Linked DNA regions of Homo sapiens: region 2 is linked to region 1. Evidence: chromatin contacts called from ENCODE Hi-C data. All regions are on one chromosome and are shown on one strand. Each heading gives the region's core, a stretch centred on a gene start or an enhancer-like site at or near the end of the contact. The rest is flanking DNA. Distances are from core to core; before and after follow the strand shown.

The links. A loop is a pair of places that touch in the nucleus more often than their neighbours do. Pooled maps may share reads with other maps.
Region 2: a pooled map shows a loop between it and region 1 (3-fold over the local background). The contact joins the enhancer-like site here to the promoter of RFX7 in region 1. A Hi-C loop is called at or near these places in 2 of 37 single-sample maps with no recorded cell type and 3 of 50 pooled maps.

The regions. Positions count from the first base shown.
Region 1 is chr15:56,240,717-56,246,247 of GRCh38, forward strand. RFX7 (regulatory factor X7) reads right to left here and starts at 3,163. Exons shown (of 10, transcript NM_022841.7): 1 at 2,729-3,163; 2 at 2,409-2,571. The coding sequence starts at 2,569. It overlaps LOC124903569 (laforin-like), which reads right to left and starts at 4,102. Exons shown (of 3, transcript XM_047433428.1): 1 at 4,018-4,102; 2 at 3,267-3,463; 3 at 2,635-3,166. The coding sequence starts at 4,102. The coding sequence ends at 2,717. It also overlaps a transcript of TEX9 not described here. RefSeq lists silencers at 2,689-2,758, 2,849-2,908, 3,059-3,348, 3,839-3,888 and enhancers at 3,135-3,780, 3,781-4,426, 4,139-4,188, 4,427-5,072.
Region 2 is chr15:57,282,133-57,287,663 of GRCh38, forward strand. It overlaps TCF12 (transcription factor 12), which reads left to right. Exons shown (of 21, transcript NM_207037.2): 20 at 313-466; 21 at 4,025-5,531. The coding sequence ends at 455. Among named protein-coding and RNA genes, the nearest start is that of SNORD13D, 6.2 kb to the left of the region's middle. RefSeq lists an enhancer at 2,647-2,706. Within about 2 kb of position 2,524, at least 2 of the 41 ENCODE cell types and tissues checked have a DNase peak (open chromatin) inside an H3K27ac peak, as active enhancers do.

The DNA.
Region 1 (5,531 bases), core at 1,913-4,412:
AATGGCACCAAAGGATGATTCAGGAAGTAGTACAAAACTGATAGTCTCTCAGAATATTATCAGGTGATAAAATAATTTGTAAAATAATATTATTGTCTCAAAAATGTGAAATATCTAACTGCAATCATCTATTAAAAATGATTTAATACATATATACTATTTCTTAGGAATATATGGTAGTAAAGGAGTTTTCACTTTTGATATCTTTATTTTACATAGTCACTTGATGAATAATATAAATCCATTCTTGTGGAGCAGGGGGTATGACACTATTAAGTATATTTACTAATTTTGTTTATTATCTACAAATGTTGTTTATTCCGAAATTTTAAGTATATAAAAATCATTTTTGCAAATAGGATTTCTAAAGTTGATCATTAGATGCCAATAAGTGTATCATTACAATTTTAAAACAAAAATATAAATTTTCATATTTTGGGATTCACGTGTTTGCTGCCCATTATTTTTTCAGAGCAAGTACCAAAAACTGGAGTGCACTCTACTTCAGAAGTTTTTCTCATGTTAAAGTCAGAGCAGTTAGGCTGTAATGGATGTGCCAATATAAAAAAAAATTAAATTTACACATTATTTGCCAAAAAGTGCACTCGACTATCATCATTATTCAAACATTTCAGTCAGTTGCCTCCACAACTCACTTATTTTAAAACTATAAAGTGAAGATTCCTTTCCCCTCTTGTTCTCATAATCAATTAAAATATACATTACTCATTCAACTTTTAAAATTTGTCTCTCTTAAAAGATTTTAGTCCATTAACTTGGATTTCCCACATCTGAATGTAAAACCAAGGTGCTTAATTCAATTTAATGATGATTTCAGAAACACAAAGTTACGTCACGTTACTAGAGGTTAAAAACACACACACATACACACTGGTTTTGTGAAAACCTTGATGGCAAGCAAGATATTCACCATCTCTTCTTTTAAATTATAGCTTTAAAAAGGGGGTGAGGGTATCCATTGAAGAATAAAGCCTGCTTTCTGTCACACACACACACACACACCCCAATCATATCTATCAGACCTATTCAAGTTGCCACAACATGACTATTGTCAAAGCCAAAAAAATTCTCCTTTAAAATATTTAAACTTCATTTTAAAATTAAAACTGAAAGCAAGATACTCAACTGCCAACTACTGTTGATGAAACTATTAAAGCCTGCACTGACCTACTTCATATCAGCATCATGACGGCATGGATGCATGCCAAGAAAATAATGAAAATTACTATATAACTAACCTAAATCTTGTATTTAAAAATTGTCACTTTAAAAATGTGCAAATACTGTTCATGCAACGCCAGTTGCTTTACGATATGTTTTCAAAATGAGAAAATGAGTTTTGATATTTTAGTACTCATATTCAATGATGGCCCTGCAAAGATTTCATTTCCATTTTCAAAATCAAGGCTTTTTAAAATACCATATAAAATTCTTTTTAAACTTCTATTAAAAGCAATCTTAGACCAAATTCCAAATATTACTTTCCATTTAAAAAATATTGCTACACTTAAAAAAGGCAGTTAATGAAGCATCCTACAAAACAATGCAAGTTCATGTTCAAAGAATATTGCAATGGCTCTAACAGTGGATGGACTTAGTGTATTTAATTATTAAAAGATTCCCACTAGACTTTAGGAGTTTAATGCTGAAATATTGGAAATTTTCATACAAGAAAGTAAAATAGCGAAAGATATTCCATCAATGGTTTCTTTTAAAAAGACATACAAATGGCAAGACATTTGATTCCCTATATTTTAATTTAAAAAAAAACCACTTTGTTGTAAACTACCATCTTAAAATATTTTATACTAAAAAAGCACTTTCTTCACAATCAATGCAAAGAATAAACTCCCTGAAAAAGAAATTTAATATTAGGATAAGGGAGGCAAAAACATTCAGAAATAGCAGCTAACCCAACTGAAAGGAAGAGACACATTAGGTTTTGTGCTGCATATTAATATTCTTACGCACAGTATCTGTTTGGTGAAAATTCACAATACACTTCTTCCTCCTTCTATGGCTGCAAAAAGGAGTAAACACATTTCACATTCTCCAGTTCCAAATTCATGCCACCATCATGCAATATGACTTAATTTCGACCCATATTTCTGTTACAATGAGTGAAAAAATAAAACCAAAAAACTTGTTTATCTGCACTCACAATTGAGGAAGGGGTAAAAGCATTTTTTAGCTAAGAAGACAGGGGCTGATTGATGCAAAGTCCGCACACCTCCAGAGATCCTACAAATGTGCACCCGACTGGGGAAAGCCACATTCAATGAATGCATCAGCCTCCTCCTCCGCTCCCCCCGCCCGCCGCCCCCCACCCACTTTGCAGCAGAAATGTGCCTGGGCTTTTTCACGCGAGCGATGGAGGATCCTCTTACCAGATGGAGTTCTTGATCTTGTGTTGCAGCGCGCTGGCCTCTGTCCCTGGCAGCCCGGGCACAAGGGCTGGCAGGGCCACCCCCGAGTTGGGGGCGCTGGGGGGAAGCTGCTGATGGGCATCAGGCTGCTGTGGTGGCGGCTGTTGTTGTTCCTCTGCCATCGCTGCAGAGGGGTGGGAGGGAGGGAGGGAAAGATGGGGGCGCGGGGAAGGGTGAGGGAAGAGACCGGGAGGGGAGGACGAAGGGGGGAGAGGAGGAGGGGGAGGGGGAGGGGAAGAGGAGGAGGAGGAGGAAGGAAGCTGGATAAGCTAGGCCTTTACCCCAGGGCTCGAGTGAGTCGCTTTCGCCTGCCGCCTGGGGAACATCACCGGGGAGACCAGCGGCTCCTCACGGCCGGGGCGCTTCACCGCGGGAGAGGCATGGCGGCGCCCCTCAGCCCCCCGCTGGCGCCGCCGCCTCCTCCCGTCAGCGGCCGGGGCTGTGGGGGGGTGAGATGGGGGCGTTTGAAGACGAAGTGGGGGGGGCAGGCTCCCCCCAAAATCCAAGAAGAACGGTTGCTCAGGGATTTGGCGGCCAAGCCTTCCTTCCTTGTCCCCGGGGCTTTCTACTGCCGGGTCCCCGTGCTGCTGCAGCCCCAGGCACCGCTCCACGCCACTCCCCACGCCGCCGCCGCCGCCGCCGCTCGCTCCCGGCCCCGCCGCCGCCGCGGCCGCCGCTGCCCTGCCAGCCCCGGAGGCAGCCCAGTGCGCGCAGCCGCACTGCGGCCCGGCGCAGACCGCACAACACCTACCGCTCCGCCGGGGGGCGTGGACCAGGGTGTGCGGGCCGCGGGCGCGACGGGCCGGGATGGGGGCGCACGGCGCGGAGGGCGGCGCGGGCCAGCGGGCCAGGGAAGCGCGCCGCTGGGGGCCGGGAGGAGTCCGGCCCGGCTGGTGGAGAGCAGGAAAACGTGGGGGAGGTGCTGGCGAGAGAAAGAGAACTTGCGTGAGGAGGAGGAGGAGAAACCAAATTTAATAATATTTGGCGTGGAAATGGGATTTGGGCGGGGGAGGCATCTTCAAAGCAAGTAAAGAGAAATCAACATTATCCCCCTTCCCCTGCACATGCATGTGAGGATTACTTCCTCCCTGAGTAAATGAAGAGAACTGAAGCAGGTAAGACGATAAACTGACTTTTCAGAAGCCCCCAAAGAAGAACACCCGTTGGAATTAACCACCCTTTAGGTAATTCGGTCTTGAACGGAAATCGCGAGTCAGGAGCTGGGTTGAGTGCTCCTCGGTCGGGCATTCAAAGCCCTCCAAATCTGGCCCCACTTTAACTATCCAATCATAGCGGCCTCCATCCCCCTGCAAGAACTCCCGGCTCCAATCAGGGAAGTCTCCATGCCATCCTCAACGCGCAGCAGATTCATTCTTCCTTCGTGCCTTTGCTCATGCTGTTCCCCTCCACCTCCCCACCCCACCCCACCCCCTTTCCAGGAATGCCCTCCCTCCTTTATACCGCTCCCAATTCCACCCAGGCTCTAAAGCATAGCTCAAGTCGCGGCTTGTCAGGGTCCCTGCAGCCAAGGCCACTGCCTGCCTCTGAAAGAAACGCATGTAGTACTCACAACATGGAGGCTCAGGCGTCAGCCACGAGCTCCTTCCTTTGGAGCCCGTTGAACACCCGCCCTCCCCCCGCAGACTCCGCACCATTCCCCCCCTTCCCATTCATACCTAAATGATAGCTTTGCCACAAATAAGTCAGTCTCCTTTAAGAGCAGAAGAATTGGCTTTTCTAGGTGGGGCTGATCAGGGAGGCTGCGTGGATGTAGAATACAACAGCCAAGGCCTCTGGCACCAAATGGAACAGCTGTTCAGCTCACACTGACCTTTCTTTGGGCCCGTGGGTGTTATGAGCCCTTCAGCTTTAACTTTTCTGATAGAGTGTCTATCAGGTTTCTACCTGTTAGATCCTCTGGCCACTTTCCTGCTGTGTGTGGACTTTGGGCTGTGGGGCTCTGCCACCTTTTAGACTCCTAGTGGATGGTGAATCTGATTGGCTTGGGTTGCCTGGCCTTTGAGTTCTCAGTTCCCTGCCTTGGCCTGAAACCCTCTTGCTTTTGTCCACTGTGCCCTCTCTCCTGGCCCACAGACTTAAGGCCCAGACTCACACTGAATGCTTGCACGTGGTGAGGGTTGAGGGTGGGGGTGCAGGGAGGAAGAACACCTGTGTGCAAAATAAGCCGCCCCCCCGCCCCCGGGGCCTCTTGGATTACGCTGTGCTCCAACTACCCATTGCACGAGTTGCATCACACAAATGAGCCCCCTTTTCCATACTCTAAGGTCTCTATTAGCTTAGCCACTTTAGGAAACTATAGGTGGTTTACGACATTCATTTTGCATACATATCTTCATGTGGGTGTGTAAAGACAGTATTTTTGTGGACCTAATTGATAGACATGGTGTGCACTAGACAGAAGCTTTGAAGGATAAAAATAGCTAATGTTTGTTGAACACTTTGTGTGCCAGACTAGCACTTTCCATACATTATCATAGTTATTCCTCCCCAAGAGTGTATAATGTAGGTATTATTAGTCTCCCTCTGTTACAGATGAAATGGAAGCTTAGGTTAATTAACATTCTTAAAATTACCCAATTAGTAAATGCAGGAGCCAAAATTTGAGTCCTGGAAGTTTAATTCCAGAGCCTGCAAGCTATGCTGAAACTGGAATTACGCTGAAAAATCTTGAATGTAGGTATATATATACGTGTGTGTGTGTATGCCCTATATCACGTTGAGGAAAGTTGCCAAGTTCCCCAAGGTTCTAATTTTTTGCCTTGCCAAGAGAGAATGATGGCTCCAAGTTGCAACACCCTGGGAGGGGGAGATCCTTAGGAAGTGGGAGAGTCATCGAGGGGGTAACGTATCTAAGGTCTGCCAAAGGCCTTAAGAAAAGGAAGCCGAGAACCAAGACGTTTTATAAAAAGTTCGCTACCGGGTGTCACACAGGCTGGCTTCCCAAGTGCAACTTCTGAGAGTTTTTAATGGGTTCCATAAAAGAGCCAGGTCACCCCAGCAGCCACTAGAGGGCTCACGAAGCTGCAGCCGCGGGCTGCCCTCTAGCGGCGGTGCTGACCGGAG
Region 2 (5,531 bases), core at 1,274-3,773, 1.0 Mb after region 1:
GACTTGGTAGCCTAATAACAACAGCATTTGCCAAAATGTTTGAGTGAAGAGTAGCATTTTGATTTAAATCAAATCAAACCCTAGAAAACTAAATCATAAGCAAAAAATGAAGAAAACACAAGATGGTCACTTAGAAGTATAAATCTGGAGGCTCAGTTCAATGCTGAGGTTTTATGTGAGCACATTGTTTCTTCTATGTGATGGTACTTAGTATGGGAATGAAGTTACACAAAACAACAGCAATTTGTTCAGCTTGAGACCTAATTCATAACTTAAAACCATAGTGATAAAAATTCTTTCCCCCTGTTTTAGAGAGGAACCTTAACCCCAAAGCAGCCTGCCTTAAGAGAAGGGAAGAAGAAAAAGTTTCTGCCGTATCGGCAGAGCCGCCAACCACACTGCCAGGAACCCATCCTGGGCTTAGTGAAACTACCAACCCTATGGGTCATATGTAAACATCAGCCAGGTAAGTACGGGTTTGAAAAGAAACAGCAAGGAAATAACCTTAAGATTCATCTTAAACTGGGTTAGAATCTTTGAACAGAATTCTCTAGTGAGCAGTGGCCATTGTAAAGGTCACATGTAATTTGAAATATAACAGTTTGTCTTTCTGTTACATTATCAGACTTAGAGAGCCAGTGTCATTTTATAGCAAATTGCCATTTTCTTCAAAGTGTGGCAGTATCTTGTGACTTTGGTTCTTCTGTTCGGAGTCATCATGTGTACTCTCTTACATGAGTATCTTCCTGATCCAAGAAGAAATAGTACAATGACTCAACCGTCAGAAAACGCTCTTGTTACCACTCATGTTCTTCATTTCTTTATTCAGAAATGCTGACTATATCATCAACCAGTTTTCTGCCAATTATCTAGCTTTTTGTCATGAAGCCTTTATACATGAAAAAGTTATCACTTGTATTTGGATCAATAATGCAAGTTTATGATATGATGCTTCTTCCCCACTTGCAAGCACATCAGTTAACACCCTCTAGAATCTATTAATGAATGGGAAGTTATTATATATGTTAGAGCCAGAATGCCCTTCTCTCTGGTGGAATTTTACTTGTTCAAAGACTGTTCTTTATATCTTCCTTTTCATGGACTAAACATAATTCAGTTCCTTGTGATTTTTTTTTTTTTTCCTCAAGACAGAGTCTCGCTCTGTTGCCCAGGCTGGAGTGCAGTGGCACGATCTCAGCTAACTGCAGTCTCTGCTTCCCAGGTTCCAGCAATTCTCCTGCCTCAGCCTCCCGAGTAGACTAGCTGGGATTACAGGTGTGCACCACCATGCCCGGCTAATTTTTGTATTTTTAGTAGAGATGGGATTTCACGATGTTGGCCAGGCTGGTCTCGAACTCCTAACCTCAGGTGATCCACCCGCCTCAGCCTCCCAAAGTGCTAGGATTACAGGCATGAGCCACCTCGCCCAGCTGGTAACTTCATTTTTATAATCTGCTTTCAGCAGTATGTAGTTTTTTTCCCAATTTTATCAACAGATTAAAGGTAGTAAGTAAAGGCAGATGAGTGCGGGGTGTGGAACAGAAAAAAATATCAAGTGCAGTTTCATTTGGTCAGTTTCGTGGCTGTCTCATTTTGAACTGAAAGTCTGGAATTTGATAGATTGTTTGATAGATAAACTACAAATATTAGTAACTCACCTTTTCCTGAGGGTTTTAGTTCCTACCGCCACTACATATATAGGGTCAAATGAGACTACATATAGGGTCAAATGAGACTACATATAGGGTCAAACCAGACCACAAAGAAGATTTCATTTAGGGTAAAAGAAAAGAAGAGTTAAGGCAGTTATTTCGTAAGTCAGTTATAACTGTAACATTAGCACACTGGAGAAAACCTCAAACTACCTCCCCCACAAAAAGTATCCAGCAATCTAACAGATTGTACATGTCAGGGACTTTAGGCAAGAGCTAGTTTACAGATCCTCTAAAACCTAGATCATTGTTTCATACTCTGTAGAAAATATAGACTACTATGAAACAGTAAGTATTTTTGCTTCAAAAATAAACTTTGAAGTTTTTTTGTTTGTTCTGGGATTTTTTTGTTGTTGTTGTTGTTTGTTTGTTTGTTTTGAGATGGAGTTTGACTCTGTCGCCTGAGCTGGAGTGCAATGGTGTGATCATCTCGGCTCACTCCAACTCCCGCCTCCTGGGTTTGAGCAATTCTTCCACCTCAGCCTCCTGAGTAGCTGGGATTACAGACATACACCACCACGCCCAGCTAATTTTTTTGTATTTTTAGTAGAGACAGCGTTTCGCCAGGCTGCCCAGCCTGGTCTCAAACTCCTGACCTCAAGCGATCCGACCACCTCGGCTTCCCCAAGTGCTGGCGTTACAGGCGTGAGCCGCTGAGCCCGGCCAAAAAATTAACTTTGAAGTTTTAAAATAAAACCATGCCACTATTTCTCAGTGCAAAAGAGACTTTCTAAACTGATAGATTATTTCAAAGAAGAGTGATGGGAGAGGTAACTTATGCTCAGGTCCCAGATAACCACCAAGCTGTGAAAAAGAGCACTAGGCATTCTGCCCTAACACTTCTCTTGGAGCCTGTGTCTTATTTTTCTTGTCTCGCTCTAGTTAGTTCTACCCATTTCCTCTTGTTTTCTTCTCAGTCTCTCTTACTCGTTCAACTTTGTCTTCTTATTCTCATCTCGTTTCCTTCTGTTTACTTCCTGTGCTTTTACTACTTCTCTATTTCATACTGCTCTCATAGCTCTACCTTTATCTCTTTATAATGTGGAAATTTTCCCACTTAGGTTAAAATTAAACTTTGGGCATTCCCACCTATCAAAAAAGGATCAAGAATTCTTTTAAGTTTAAAAAGGCATCAAGATATGAGACATGTAGTGAATGCACTTTGTTCCATAGATTGTATAGGCTAGTGTTTGTCATCTTAGAATATGTGTTAAGGTTGCTAATTTCATAAAGATAGTTATCTGGTTTCATAAATTGGATAGCAGATTAAAAGTAGCAAGAGACAGGGCAGCAGGAACAATGCTACTAGAATCAAAATGGCTAAGACATGACCACAGAATGACTGGTTATAAACGTACAAAAATTTGCCATCCTGTAATGTAGGCCAAGTAGCTTTGAATATCTTAGTTTTCCGTCCCTAAGAGCATTGCTGTGTACCTAAACAATACTGTGGTTATTGTTTAATAAGGAAGTAAAAGTTATGATTCTATCTAAAACTATTTTATTAAAAATTTAAAGTAGAAAATTTCAGAGTTACTGCTATATATATTATATTGGGAACATAAGTATGTATAGAATTTGTACTAATAGAGTAAAATATTCTTAATAAATAGCAAACATTTGTTGAGGACCTACTGTGGACCAGGAACTGGGACCAATATGAAAATGAATGCAAGGTAGCCTCTGACCTCAGGTGCTCTCAGTTTAGATGAAATAAATGTAAACTATTAACACTGTGGTTGAGTGGAGGCAGCAGCAAATTGAGGGCTTTACCATTGTCTCACTACTGAGGAATGAATGAGTAGCACCTCAGAGCTCAGTTATTGCCAACTTGAGTGTTATTAAAATGAAGGTTTGCATCATTGCGGCAGCTGTTTTATACGCCTATAGTTTGTGATTCTGTAATCGCATGATCTCCTTTAAAAATCTTACCATATAGCCGGGTGTGGTGGTGCACACCTGTAGTCCCAGCTACTCAAAGACTGAGGTGGGAGGATTGCTTGAGCCCAGGAGTTGAAGGCTGCGTTGAGCCATGATCATGCCACTGCGCTCCAGCGAGGGTGATAGAGCAAGACACTGTCTGAAAAGAAACAAACAAAAAACCTTACCATACACATCAAGTAAAACCATTTCAGTATACCTTAAAAGGAAAAAGTTCATTAAGTCACTTAGCAGACTACAAATTTAGTGCAGACCTGGATATAGATGAGGAATACCAGCATTTTTTTGTTGGTGGGAGGGGGAAGGTGTTTTATTTTTAACAATTATGTACTAACTGGTATTGTCCTCTCCCTTGGCTGTCCCTGCCACAGTTCCAGAGTTATCAGTAGGCTAGATAGAAGGTGACCTCTCCTCATAAGGACTTGGACAACTCAGATTATCTGAAGACACAAACCTGACAGGAGGGAGAAGAAAAAACAAAACACTTGAACCAAGAAACTCAAATGTAATCCTACGATCAAAGCAACTGGTCAACACTTCCATCAGAAGTGAAGATAGGAAGCTCATCAGATAGAACATCAGCCCATGAGATGTTTGCAACAAATCTTTTGTTGCAAGCAGTGTGTCGCTTCTGCACAATCAGAGACTGTCTCGATCTCTCCACTCACCGTGGAAGTTGCCTTGTGCCTAAACTGAATTGACAAATGCATTGTAACTACAAATTTTATTTATTGTTATGAAACTGTAAGGTCTACATATAAAGGGAAAAAGTTAATGTGGAAAGCTGATCTACACTCAGCTGATGCCAGCATACATTAAAGCGGTTCACGTGCAGAGAACAAAGCAGTGACAACCATTGGCCCTTAGCATTCCCGGCATACCTATTAGTGTCTTAAAAAGGAAGGGAAAAGTCTTTTGTTGCCCTCTCCTATCCTCTTGCCATATGAATAGCGTTTTCCATGAAATAGGAAAATATTACTTGGTATAGCATTTCTCTTGCTCTCATTTTTTGATTTATTTTTATTTTCTCTTTGTGGGTGTTATATTTGATCTCTAAATCTGAACAGTTTATGGTCACAGTCCAGCCTCCTCCGTGCAGCCCTGTGTGCTTTGCACATTTACCTTACAGTGGTAAGCAGAGACCATCTGTGACCATAGCCTAGCTAGCATTTTAAAAGGGGAAATTTTGTTCTCTAGGTTTTCCCCCAAATAAACATTGCTTTATTTCTAATAATAACCAAGACTTTTCAAGCTTCTAGATCTCATAGGAAAGCTTGTAATAGCAAAATTGTAAATTACAAGGGAAGAATCTACTTTTTAGAAATCGCTTTGTTTTCCAAGCAGTAAGTACTACATACAGTACTTGTAAAGTGTTAGCTGTAAGTAAGCACAAAATACATTTAAAATACAAAGACGATTTTTTCAGGCTGTGATTATGGTGAACATAACAAAACCCAGTAGTCACCAAGGCAGGTAGTGTGATAAATGAACACACCACTCTGAGGCTAATTACCTAATGGAATACAAGAGCAATGGTCACCCGTATTTCCTTATCCTAGCCTTTATTTCTCTGTCATTTGGATGGCTGGTCAATGGGGAAGAATTGAGTGGGTGATTTAATCAACTGCAAACCATCTGCCCCTGTCCCAAAATGATGAGCCAGATTAGCATTAAACCAGTACTTGTCAGTCCATCTTAATACTGTTCATTAAGGCACTCTCTGTCTCTAATCCTTAGGAGTTGTTTTAAAAGACATAATCACTTTGAACTTCCATGAAACCTGTCTTCCACCACAACAACCCTGGGAGAGAAAAACATGCTAAAGGAGGTATCTTGGCTTAATAATTCCTTATAGCCAATATCAACAGTGGCAATCAG